Linked DNA regions of Homo sapiens: region 2 is linked to region 1. Evidence: chromatin loops called from intact Hi-C (ENCODE). Cell type or tissue: IMR-90. All regions are shown on one strand. Each heading gives the region's core, and the rest is flanking DNA. Links, peaks and the distances in the headings are about the cores only. Region 1 overlaps LINC00578 (long intergenic non-protein coding RNA 578). Region 2 has its middle 90 kb from the start of LINC02015.

What was found. A loop is a pair of places that touch in the nucleus more often than their neighbours do. Peaks named below come from ENCODE experiments on the same cell type or tissue, not always from the same donor. Only the 100,000 strongest peaks of a DNase experiment are listed, where the experiment ranks them.
Region 2: a loop joins it to region 1, with 5 times the contacts of the local background. A loop is called at or near these places in 2 of 110 quality-filtered maps.

Annotation. Positions count from the first base shown.
Region 1 is chr3:177,475,776-177,481,157 of GRCh38, reverse strand. The region is part of intron 1 of LINC00578 (long intergenic non-protein coding RNA 578); the gene reads right to left. Among named protein-coding and RNA genes, the nearest start is that of LINC00578, 37 kb to the right of the region's middle. In IMR-90, for the core only: no CTCF peak of the experiment used is centred there; a DNase peak (open chromatin) is centred at 2,517; H3K27ac peaks cover 1,148 bases.
Region 2 is chr3:177,903,819-177,909,200 of GRCh38, reverse strand. No RefSeq gene overlaps it. Among named protein-coding and RNA genes, the nearest start is that of LINC02015, 90 kb to the right of the region's middle. In IMR-90, for the core only: a CTCF peak has its summit at 2,835; DNase peaks (open chromatin) are centred at 2,910, 3,720 and 4,340; H3K27ac peaks cover 2,874 bases.

The sequences.
Region 1 (5,382 bases), core at 311-5,310:
CATGTTGGCCAGGATGGTCTTGATCCCCTGACCTCGTGATCTGCCCACCTTGGCCTCCCAAAGTGCTGGGATTACATATTCCTCCAATTTTTAAGCTCACAAGGAACTCAAGGGGCATTCAGATCAACTCATATATCACGCAATGGCACACCTGATAGGCACTGAGCAGGAAGCTTCCCATGAACTACCACACAGAAAGCCAGTGCTCTGTAATCCTAATTCAATATAACACTGACTGAGCACCTACAATGTACAGATAGAGGGCCAAATATTGAGCACAGAAGGATGAAGAAGATGCAATTCTGGTCTGTAGGAAGCTCATATAAAAGTATGTAAGTCCACACTATTTTATTGATTTTAGTAGAAACGGGTTTTCACCATGTTGGCCAGGATGGTCTCGATCTTTTGCCCTCGTGATCTGCCCGCCTCAGCCTCCCAAAGTGCTGGAATTACAGGAGTGAGCCACTGCACCCGGCCGAAGTATTCCATTTCTTGAGGCAGAAAAGACTTCTCTGTGGTGACATTAGATATGAGCCTTCTAAGAGGTGTGTATTATGATGGCAGGAGAAAGAGGAGAATGGAGTCCTAAGCGGGAGCAACTGTGTATTAACACAAACATGGAAGGATTCTACATACGCTGTTAGTAAGGAAAAATCACCAGGCAGAGCTGGAGCTGAGATTATAATCAAGGGTCTTCAGTGGAGCAGCAGAGCCAGGTGGAGTAGTGTTAGAAGACTACTACTAACATGAGTAGTGTTAGTACTACTAACATGAGTAGTGAGGAATAACATGATAAGGAATTTGAAGACAAGTGGGGAACCATGGAAAAACTTGAACATAGCAATGAGATTATTTGATCTCTGATTTAAGATGAAAATCTGGCAGTAAAGGGAAGAATGGGTGGCGAGTTAAAGGAGCCAAAATGCCCCTTAGCTATTCAAAGAGGATGATAATGTAATAATGCCAGCCTGAATTCAGGTAATGGTAACGCACAAGAAGAAAAGAAGAATTCACCAGCCACAATGGCCAAAGATCAGCCAGGGTTAGTAAATTAAAGATAATTACAATTTCTGACTTTAGTGGCTGGCAGATAGTAGTATCACAAAATAGGACAGGGACAAGACCAAAAGCAATCAGGAATAAGTGCTACTTAAATCAGAAAAATACTCAAAATGCTGAACACATGCTGGTGTAGTCTCAAACAAAACTGGGTGATGGCATTTTCTATAATGACTGTGTAGTCTGCCATGGCGGGTGGCCCAAGGAAGTGATAACAGGGGCAGAGGATCTCTAGGTCACGTGTTCAAAGTCATAATTCTCAGGTGTCTAAAACTTGTTCATATATCTGACAGCTGTTCAATGACTGATGTGAAAAGAATCAGAGGTTTTAGTTTAGGGTCTAGCAAAACAGATGTTCCCCTTTATAACTGACACCTTTGTTATGATAGAGGAGAGTTTTTTGAAAGAAATTAAATCAGTTCTAGTCCTTAGATTGCCTGCTGAGATGTTTTTGGACTAGTCAGAGTCTGTTTTTTCTTTTTGTTGTTGTCGTTGTTGTTGTTGTTTTTGTGTTTCCCAAGAGCATCCCACTATGGCATAACGATTTGTTTGAAATGTTTAAATTTTTTAAAAATCAAAGGTAGGAGTTGTCTAAGAGTGATAAGGCAGTCATTTAATATAGCTCTTTCCGCTGCTTCTATCTTTCTTTATTCTTTTGCAGTCGCTTGCAAAAGGTTATCTGCCACATTACAGGTCTGTGTTCATTTCTTTATCAGCATATGATCTATAAGAAAACATTCAGCCTGGAGCGGTGGCTCTTTTTCCCTTTGAAAATAGTGCAGTGGCACCACGGGGTTGTTTTTTGTTTTTTGTTTTTTCGTTTGTCTTGTTTTGTTTTGTTTTGAGATGGAGTCTCTGTCACCCATGCTGGAGTGCAGTGGTGCCATCTCGGCTCACTGCAACCAACCTCCATCTCCTGGGCTCAACCAATTCTCCTGTCTCAGCCTCCCAGCACCTGCCACCAGGCCCAGCTAATTTTTGTGTTTTTAGTAGAGTCAGGGCTTCACCATGTTGGCCAAGCTGGTATCGAACTCCTGACCTCAGGTGATCCACCCACCTCGGCCTCCCAAAGTGCTGGGATTACAGGCGTGAGTCACTGTGCCTGGCCGGTTTTTGAATTATCTAATACTTTAAAATATGTTTCCTCCCTTTTAAACCCAAAGTTCTAAGTGGGAGGATATGTGTCCTGGGCATTAAGTGGGAGATGCAGATAGTTCCTGAAGACCTCCACAGCAGTAGACTTCTTGGGCTACAGGGGAGCCCACTTTCTCCAGGGACCATATTTGTTTAACTTGTCCCTGCATGTGGACTGCCCTGTGGCAAACCACTGTAAAAGAATGAAGTCTCCTAAGAATTGTGCTTGAGTTTGTACATTCCTTGGTGTCGGCTAAAGCCACAGGAACTTTGGCAGTATTTTGAAGTTACACCCGTTCCCTATTGCAATGCAGGTCTGTGAAATAATGCCTTAGCTCTGCCAAAAACCACAGTGATTATCAACAGTGTAAATAATCAAGTAAAAGCACTTTTCCACAGCCCAGTGACTAGATTGTCAAGAATGCAAAAAGTAGTAGCAAAAATTGATTGCCATTTGCAAAGATAATTTCTATCTGAATTATATTACTGTATTGCAACAGCGATGCATAATGTGTGTCCAGCATCTTTGTAATAAACATTTTAGGTTTAATTTAGAAATCTCTGAGTCATTAGAAAAGTTCTTTCTCATTATGATGAAGGGGCCATGGTGAACTCAGCACTATTACAGTCTAAAGAGGGAAAAGAAACAGACAAGCAAGCTACACGTGTGAGAAGCAGAATTGCTCCTAGCTGAAACAATAGGAAAAAGTTCAAAATATAGATAGCTGCCTATTATTGAATAATTAATATAAGTATGGCTGTTTTACATTATCAAGCAGCCTGAGTATTTTCAATATTCCAATACAATGTGATATGGTCATTGATTTGTTGTTGTTTTAAACTCTTCATTTCTGCGAGGAAAAGAAGACTTCACATCTAGCAAACAAGGTCAAATAGATCAACTAAACTAGACCTTTCCGCCCCTCACAGATACCCCTTGTGCTGCTGCTTCAATTATTCCTGACATTGGTATTCAATAACTCAGGCTGGCAAGATGGTTTTAGAGCTCCACCCCAACCCTACACTGCTGGAAAATCTTATTTAAATTGAATTTTTCACTCTTCATCTCTTCGTTTCAGAACCAGGAAGATGTCTGCTGAAAAGCATCAGGCTGGCTGGCATGGTGGCTCAAGCTTGTAATCTCAGCACTTTAGGAGGCCGAGGTGGGCAGATCGCTGGAGGTCAGGAGTTCGAGACCAGCCTGGCCAACATAATGAAACCCCATCTCTACTAAAAATACATAAATTAGCCAGGCATGGTGGCCCATGCCTGTAATCCCAGCTACTCAGGAGGCTGAGGCAGGAGAATCGCTTGAACCCGGGAGGTGGAGGTTGCAGTGAGCCAAAATTGCGCCACTGCACTCCAGCCTGGGTGGCAGAGCGAGACTCTGTCACAAAAACAAAAACAAAAACAAACAAAAAAAAAGAAAAGCATCAGGCCTTACTGGAAATTAATGCAACGGAAACATAATTCTCTTGAGCCTTGGGCCTTCTCTCGAGATTAGTAGGTGTGACTCAGTGGTTCAAAACCAGGCTGTTTATATGAGTGGCCTAAGGGGCTTTTTAAAAATACTGATCGCTAAGCACAGCCTTCTCCAGGGACCATTTAATTAAAAATCTGACGAGGGTGGGGGCCAGGCATCAGTCTGTCTATAAGCCCACCTCCCCGCCCCACTACCCAGTGAGTCTAATGTCCAACCCAATCAGTTTCATGTTCTAGCATGCCTGTGAGGAGAGAGAATTTTGTGAATGTTTGCTTAGGAATGTTTGCACCTGTTTACCCTAAGAGCCAGTGTGCTCAAACTTAGATGTCCATTGGAGACACCTGGAAGATTTTAAGATCAATGATATTTGGGTCTTACCCTGGAGAGATTCTGAATTTCTGTGAGTGGACAATCACCCCCAGGTGATTCCAATGTGTAGCCAAGTTTAAGAAACACTGTTCTCGAGCTATGAAATCCATGAGGGCTGCGCTTATTCACTTACTTCAAAGCCTGAGGAAGTGCATTACGAGTATTTACAAGATAGGACTCAGTGTAGCCAGTAAACGGCCCACTAAAAAAAAAAACAAAAAACAAAAAAAAAAAAAACAGGATTCCCTCCTGTGTCAGAACTATCAGATGCTGATGACTAGACTGTGCAGAAATAAGCACATAAATGAGTGTCTATTTTGAGTAATAAGATGAGTAGTATCCATAGAAACAACTGACGAATAATCATCGTAGCTAATTAGATAAGTGATTTCCAAAACCTATTTGAATGATAACTAACGTAATAAACTTCAAACTTCATATTCAGCGACATATTTTTCCCTGCTCCTCTTAATGGTCTGTCAAGAGTTGGCAATCGCGTCAATAGAAGTCATGTTTTTAATCCTCAACGATGTTGATTTACCCTCTCAGAAAGAATTACTGAGTGAAGACTGAAGTAGCATTCAGCCATGAGCATAGGTTTTGGAGTCAAACAGAGCAGGATCTGAGCCCCTTGCTCTGCTGTTTGTTAAGCAGTCAGCCTCGGGAACATGGCTGAACCACCCTGCTCTGTGTTCTCCTCAGTACAAAGGAGGTGATACTATCTATTCCATGGCACTGCTATAAGGATTAAAGACAATTTCCCTCTTAAAATGCTTTGCACAGAGCTATTACTAGAAAAATCACAGTATTGTTAAAATCATTTCCTAAATTTGGGGGCTGTTGGGAGTTAACATGATAACAGAACTAAATTACTCTGGGCCAGGCACGGTGGCTCACGCCTGTAATCCCAGCACTTTGGGAGGCCGAGGCAGGTGGATTACCTGAGGTCAGGAGTTCGAGACCAGCCTGGTCAACATGGAGAAACCCCATCTCTACTAAAAATACAAAATTAGCCTGGTGTGGTGGCGCATGCCTGTAATCCCAGCTACTCGGGAGGCTGAGACAGGAGAATCACTTGAACTTGGGAGGCAGAGGCTACAGTAAGCTGAGATTGCACCACTGCACTCCAGCCTGGGTAATGGAGCAAGACTCCATCTCAAAAAAAAAAAAAAAAAACAACTAAATCACTCTGTAAAAGATGACCATGTATAGAGGTCACACAACTCTTTATTGCCATCTCGCCAGAAAACACAGTAATGCAATAATTGGGTTTAGCCACTCTATTTTTCAACACATCTTGGGTTGTGTTTTGTTGTCATTGTTGTTGTCGTCGTCGT
Region 2 (5,382 bases), core at 265-5,264, 430 kb before region 1:
CTGTCAACTCCTGCTGGGAGGTGTCTCCCAGTCAGGAGGCGTGGGGGTCAGGGACCCACTTGAGGAGGCAGTCTATCCCTTAGCAAAGCTGGAGCGCTGTGCTGAGAGATCCACTCCTCTCTTAAGAGCCACCAAGCAGGAACGTTTAAGTCTGCTGAAGCTGAGCCCACAGCCGCCCCTTCCCCCAGGTGCTCTGTCCCAGAGAGATGGGAGTTTTATCTAAAAGCCCCTGACTGGGGCTGCTGCCTTCCTTTCAGAGATGCCCTGCCAGTGAGGAGTCTAGAGAGGCAGTCGGGCTACAGCAGCTTTGAGGCGCTGCGGTGGGCTCCACCCAGTCCAAACTTCCTAGCAGTTTTGTTTACACTGTGAGGGGAAAACCACCTACTCAAGCCTCAGTAATGGCAAATGGTCCTCCCCACAGCAAGCTTGAGCATCCCAGGTCAACTTCAGACTGCTGTGCTGGCAGCAAGAATTTCAAGCCAGTGGATCTTAGCTTGCTGGGATCCATGGGAGTGGGATCCGCTGAGCTAGGCCACTTGGCTCCCTAGCTTGAGCCCCCTTTCCAGGGGACTGAACGGTTCTATCTCACTGGCAAGCTTATATCCACTGGCTTGAAATTCTCGCTGCCAGCACAGCAGTCTGAAGTCGACCTGGGATGCTCAAACTTGCTGCCAGGAGGAGCATTTGCCATTACTGAGGCTTGAGTAGGCAGTTTTCCCCTCACAGTGTAAACAAAACTGCTTGGAAGTTCAGACTGGGTGGATACCACTGCAGCGCCTCAAAACTGCTGTAGCCAGATTGCCTCTCTAGACTCCTCTCTGGGCAGGGCATCTCTGAAAGAAAGGCAGCAGCCCCAATCAGGGGCTTACAGATAAATCTCCCATCTCCCTGGGACAGATCACTTGGGGGAAGGGGCAGCTGTGGGCGCAGCTTCAGCAGACTTAAATGTTCCTGGTACCACTGGGGTATGAAAAGAAATTCCTGCAGCTAGCTCGGGATGGCTGCCCAGTTTTATGAAACTCAGGGCCCTGGTGGCATAGGCACCCGAGGGAATCTCCTGGTCTGTGGGTTGCATAGACCATGGGAAAAGCGTAGTATCTGGGCTGGAGTGCACCAGTCTTCATGTCAGAGTCCTTCATGGCTTCCCTTGGCTAGGGGAGGGAGTTCCCTGACCCCTTGCACTTCCCAGGTAAGGCAATGTCCCACCCTGCTTCAGCTTGCCCTCCATGGGTTTCACTCACTGTCTAGCCAGTCCCAATGAGATGAGCCAAGTACCTCAGTTGGAAATGCAGAAATTACTCATCTTCTGTGTGGATCTCACTGGGAGCTGCACACCAGAGCTGATCCTATTCAGCCATTTTGCCAGCCACTGAATTTTTATTATAATTTTGGATAATTGTGAAATTTTTTATTTGATAACTATGATTCTTTGGAAATGATGTCAAAACCAAGATATTTTCTCCTATTTCAACAGTCTCAATCCATTTCCATCTCTCTTCTTCACATAGCTCCTTGTTCTTCTCTCACATTTCTGCATTTCCTCTCACAAAGTTTAGAATTTCTGTAAGAGGTTAGCAAAGGTGACCTATGTCCAGTACGAGAAACAACCCTGTCATAATGAAGGAGAGATCCAGGCTACAGTGAGTGATCTATTCACTTGCTGCATGTCTTAGTCTATTCAGGCTGCTATAACAAAGTACTTTAGACTCAGTAATTTATAAACAACAGAGATTTATTTCTTAGAGGTCTGGAGGCTGGGAAGTCCAACATCAAAGCACCAGTAGATTTGGTGTCTGGTAATTGGCTTAATAGATGGTGACTTGTTGCTGCATCCTTACATGGCAAAAAAGAGCCAGAGAGCTCACTCAAGCCTCTTTTATAAGGTCACTATTCTCATTCATAAGGGTCAAGCCCTCACCTTATGACTTAATCACTTCCTAAAGGCCATACCTCTTAATACTATCACATTGGGTATTAGGCCTCAACATATAAATTCGTGGGGTACACCAATTTAGAACATAGTGCTGCACCTCAACGCAATTTAATGGACTATCATCTGGTCATACCTTCTCTCTGTGAAGATTTTTAGACCCTACTGGCTTACCTCCGTTAGTGATGCTCTCTGACAGTCTTCAGCTTGGCAATGTGCCTTAGTATAGGCACTGCATCCATGTTGCAACACAGTTCTCCATAGGGTTCTATATCATGAGTTATGGCAGGTATGTTAAGCAAGCTAGCATGAGCTTTTAAGACTCTGAAACACACACTGAAAATCCACACACATCATCCAGCATATGGAAAGCAAACCTAGGAGAAAATATGGAATTTGGAAAAAGGCATAAGAGAATGACATTAGCAAAATAAATAAAACAATAACGATTTGGGCAACAGCCAAAAACACAAGTAAAAAATGAGAGGTATTTTGACTCCCTAATATATTAAAATGTGTCATTCACATACTCACACTGCATGCATGATTTAGCTTTCTTTTTTCTCAGCCTCAGCAACAGCTAGGAATACTTTGTTGACAGTTTTTACCTCATAAATTTGGTTCCCTGATCTAATTTTTCATTACGAGAAAAAAGAAAGGAAAAAAACTTAAAGATCTTTCCTCAAATGAGATTCTCTTTCCCTCTGGGTTTTTATTGATTTGTAATTGCACTGATATTTCACATTTCTATTTAAAAACACCGTGTTCTAATGCTCAGTCTGGCAGAGGCTTCCTTTTGCATTTGACAGGACGCCCACCAAATCATTCTATTATGGAGACAGCTCAGGGTTCTGGGAAAATCAATAGGAGTTTAGCTCCTGGGAGGCAGAGAGATGGAGAAATGTGAGCAGTGGCTACTAGCAACCACTGGGCTAGGAATGTCTCTAAAGGCTAAAGTCAGGCCACAGGCCTGCAAAGTGTGGAATTTTAGCAGTTATGTAACTACATTTTTAGGTTAATGATTCAGTCTCTGTGTTTTGGCTCTGTTTCCTTGAGGGTAGCTGCTCCTGAGGGAGAAGCATTGTCGTTTCACTGAGAATTGCCACTTCACTGACCATCGTTTTTGTGTGAAAAAGAAAGGCCTTTTAGAAAAAGCAGATTTGTTTAAGTTTCTAAATAGCAAATCCTTGGCCCCTATAATTCACATTGCTTTGCCATCAATTTTAGACAGTGTTCAATTACACATTGAGGCAAAGACAGGTCTTCTCTTTAGCTATGTCCTGTTAAAAGCCTGCCTCCCTACTACTTGTGGTAGGTATCCATTCTAATGATTCTGCTAGCTGTTTTTCCCCCATCTGTGCCTGAAAAATCAAATCGTCTGCTCAAAAGTCAATGAAATGTCTTAAGCTGCTAGGGCAGCTAAATAAATCTGCTAACAACAATAACCTTACTGAGGAGGAATGTAAAAAAAAAAAAATTACTTTGTATTCCTCAGAAGGCATTCTGGTAAACAGTCACACCATACTAAAGCCCAGCTCTAAAATGCAACCTATCGCGGTGCTGGACAGATTATATTTTGTGAGCAGGGCTGATGGTTCACATGTAAACCTATGGCATTCATTCTGCTAACACCCCACCCACAACAGCTGAGAGTGAGCTTCTGCAATGAACTGCTTCAGAGTGGTTGGGGCTATTATCTAACGAGTTTGTATTCAGGCAAGGACCTGAGTCTTACTTGAAAAATGTTTAAGATTAAGGCTTTCAAGCAGCAAACCTTACCATCAAGGAGAAAGAATAACCTCCTATGGGAGATAGCCAAACTTAAAACAAAATTGACCAAGCAGAAAGTTATAAATAATATTATTTTAACAGGGTTTTGAGGTGCAGCCAAACATTTTGGAATGTTCTCAGTCCAAACAAAACCAGCATACTTCTCATTTTTTCCAACCTCATGACTGAGGCAGGAGGTAAATGGAAAGGAAAAAAGCCTACAGTTGCAAAATGTAAATTTAAAAGAAAAATCAATCTGGACAGTCATATAAACCAGGTGGCAGGCAAAAATTGGACTCATTTATGAAGAAATGCAAGGCATCCTGTAACAGGCAACAATTAAGGAACAGTAAAAAGACCAAAGAACTTGGAAACCAAAACAGGTTCAAATCTTAAGTCCACCACTCACAAAAATGTGGGTGTCTGGATAAACTTCTTAGCTTCTCTGAGACTCATGGTTCCTCACCTGGAAAATGGAGGGAATAGCACTGATCTCACAAAGTTCTTGCATTTAAAGAGATTAAAAATGGAAGCACCTAGCACAGCACTCCAGCACATACAAGAATGTTAAATCTCCACTGCCTCATCCTACTGTTTCCCCAGTCCCTCCACCCCACCTCCCACTCCAGCAAACCAGAAGAACTAAAGATTTGCCTTGGATTAAAATGTTTTAAGCAGTTTGGGTTTTGTTGGTTGTTGTTAAGGGTGATAGTGTCATACTAAAAAAATGTAACTGGGCTAGGAATCTAGAGAACTGAGTCTGTTTGATTCTGCAGCTTTCTAACTATTAATTTAAAGCAGTGACCTCACCTTTTTGGGCTTCAGGTTCTTCTGTTTAAAGTGAGGCCACTGTAATAATCTATAAGGAATACCAGTTTTAATATTCAAGAAATTGCCTGTTATATTATTCATGGGGAGAGATACGACAGGGGTCCTGTTGTTTTGTTGGTTTGTTTGTTTGCTTAAAGATAGGGTTTTGCTCTGTTGCCCAGGCTTGAGTGCAAAGGCATGATCATAGTTCACTGCAGCCTCTACCTTCTGGGCTCAAGTGATCCTCCCACCTCAGCCTTCCAAGTAGCTAGGACTACAGGCATCCACCACCACACCCTGCTAGTGTATTTATTTTTTGTAGAGACAAGGTCTCTATGTTGCCCAGGCTGGTTTCAAACTCCTGGTCTAAGGCAATTCTCCCACCTCAGTCTCCCAAAGTGCATGAGCCACCACACCAGGCCTTATTTTGTTTTGATTTTGCCTCCTGCTGATATATTATTTCAAAGTTTTTGTATAACTAGTACTAGTATTTTTCTTTTACATGCAGAGATCTTATTGAAGGCAAAAAGAGCCTTATTTTCAGAAGTTATTCAATACATGTTTGTGGAATGAATAAGTTACACTAGTTAGGATAAAACAGAATGTTGTTCTTAATATAAAACCTTGGTCCAATCCCAGTGCAGTGCTCCTCCTTAATTATAGCTCTCCTGCCCACTACTCCAATTTCTTTGAAAACACCAGAAGCATTGCCCCTTAATATTGTCAAATGAGTATATAGCAGGTGGTTTAAAAACTGTTGCTTTTGTACCTTTTTTAAATCAGTGGTTCATGAATCTTTCACTGTTATGTGAAGCTTGAGAGATTCAGAAAAATAATATAACTATCTCTCTCCCTAAATAATATGATTATCT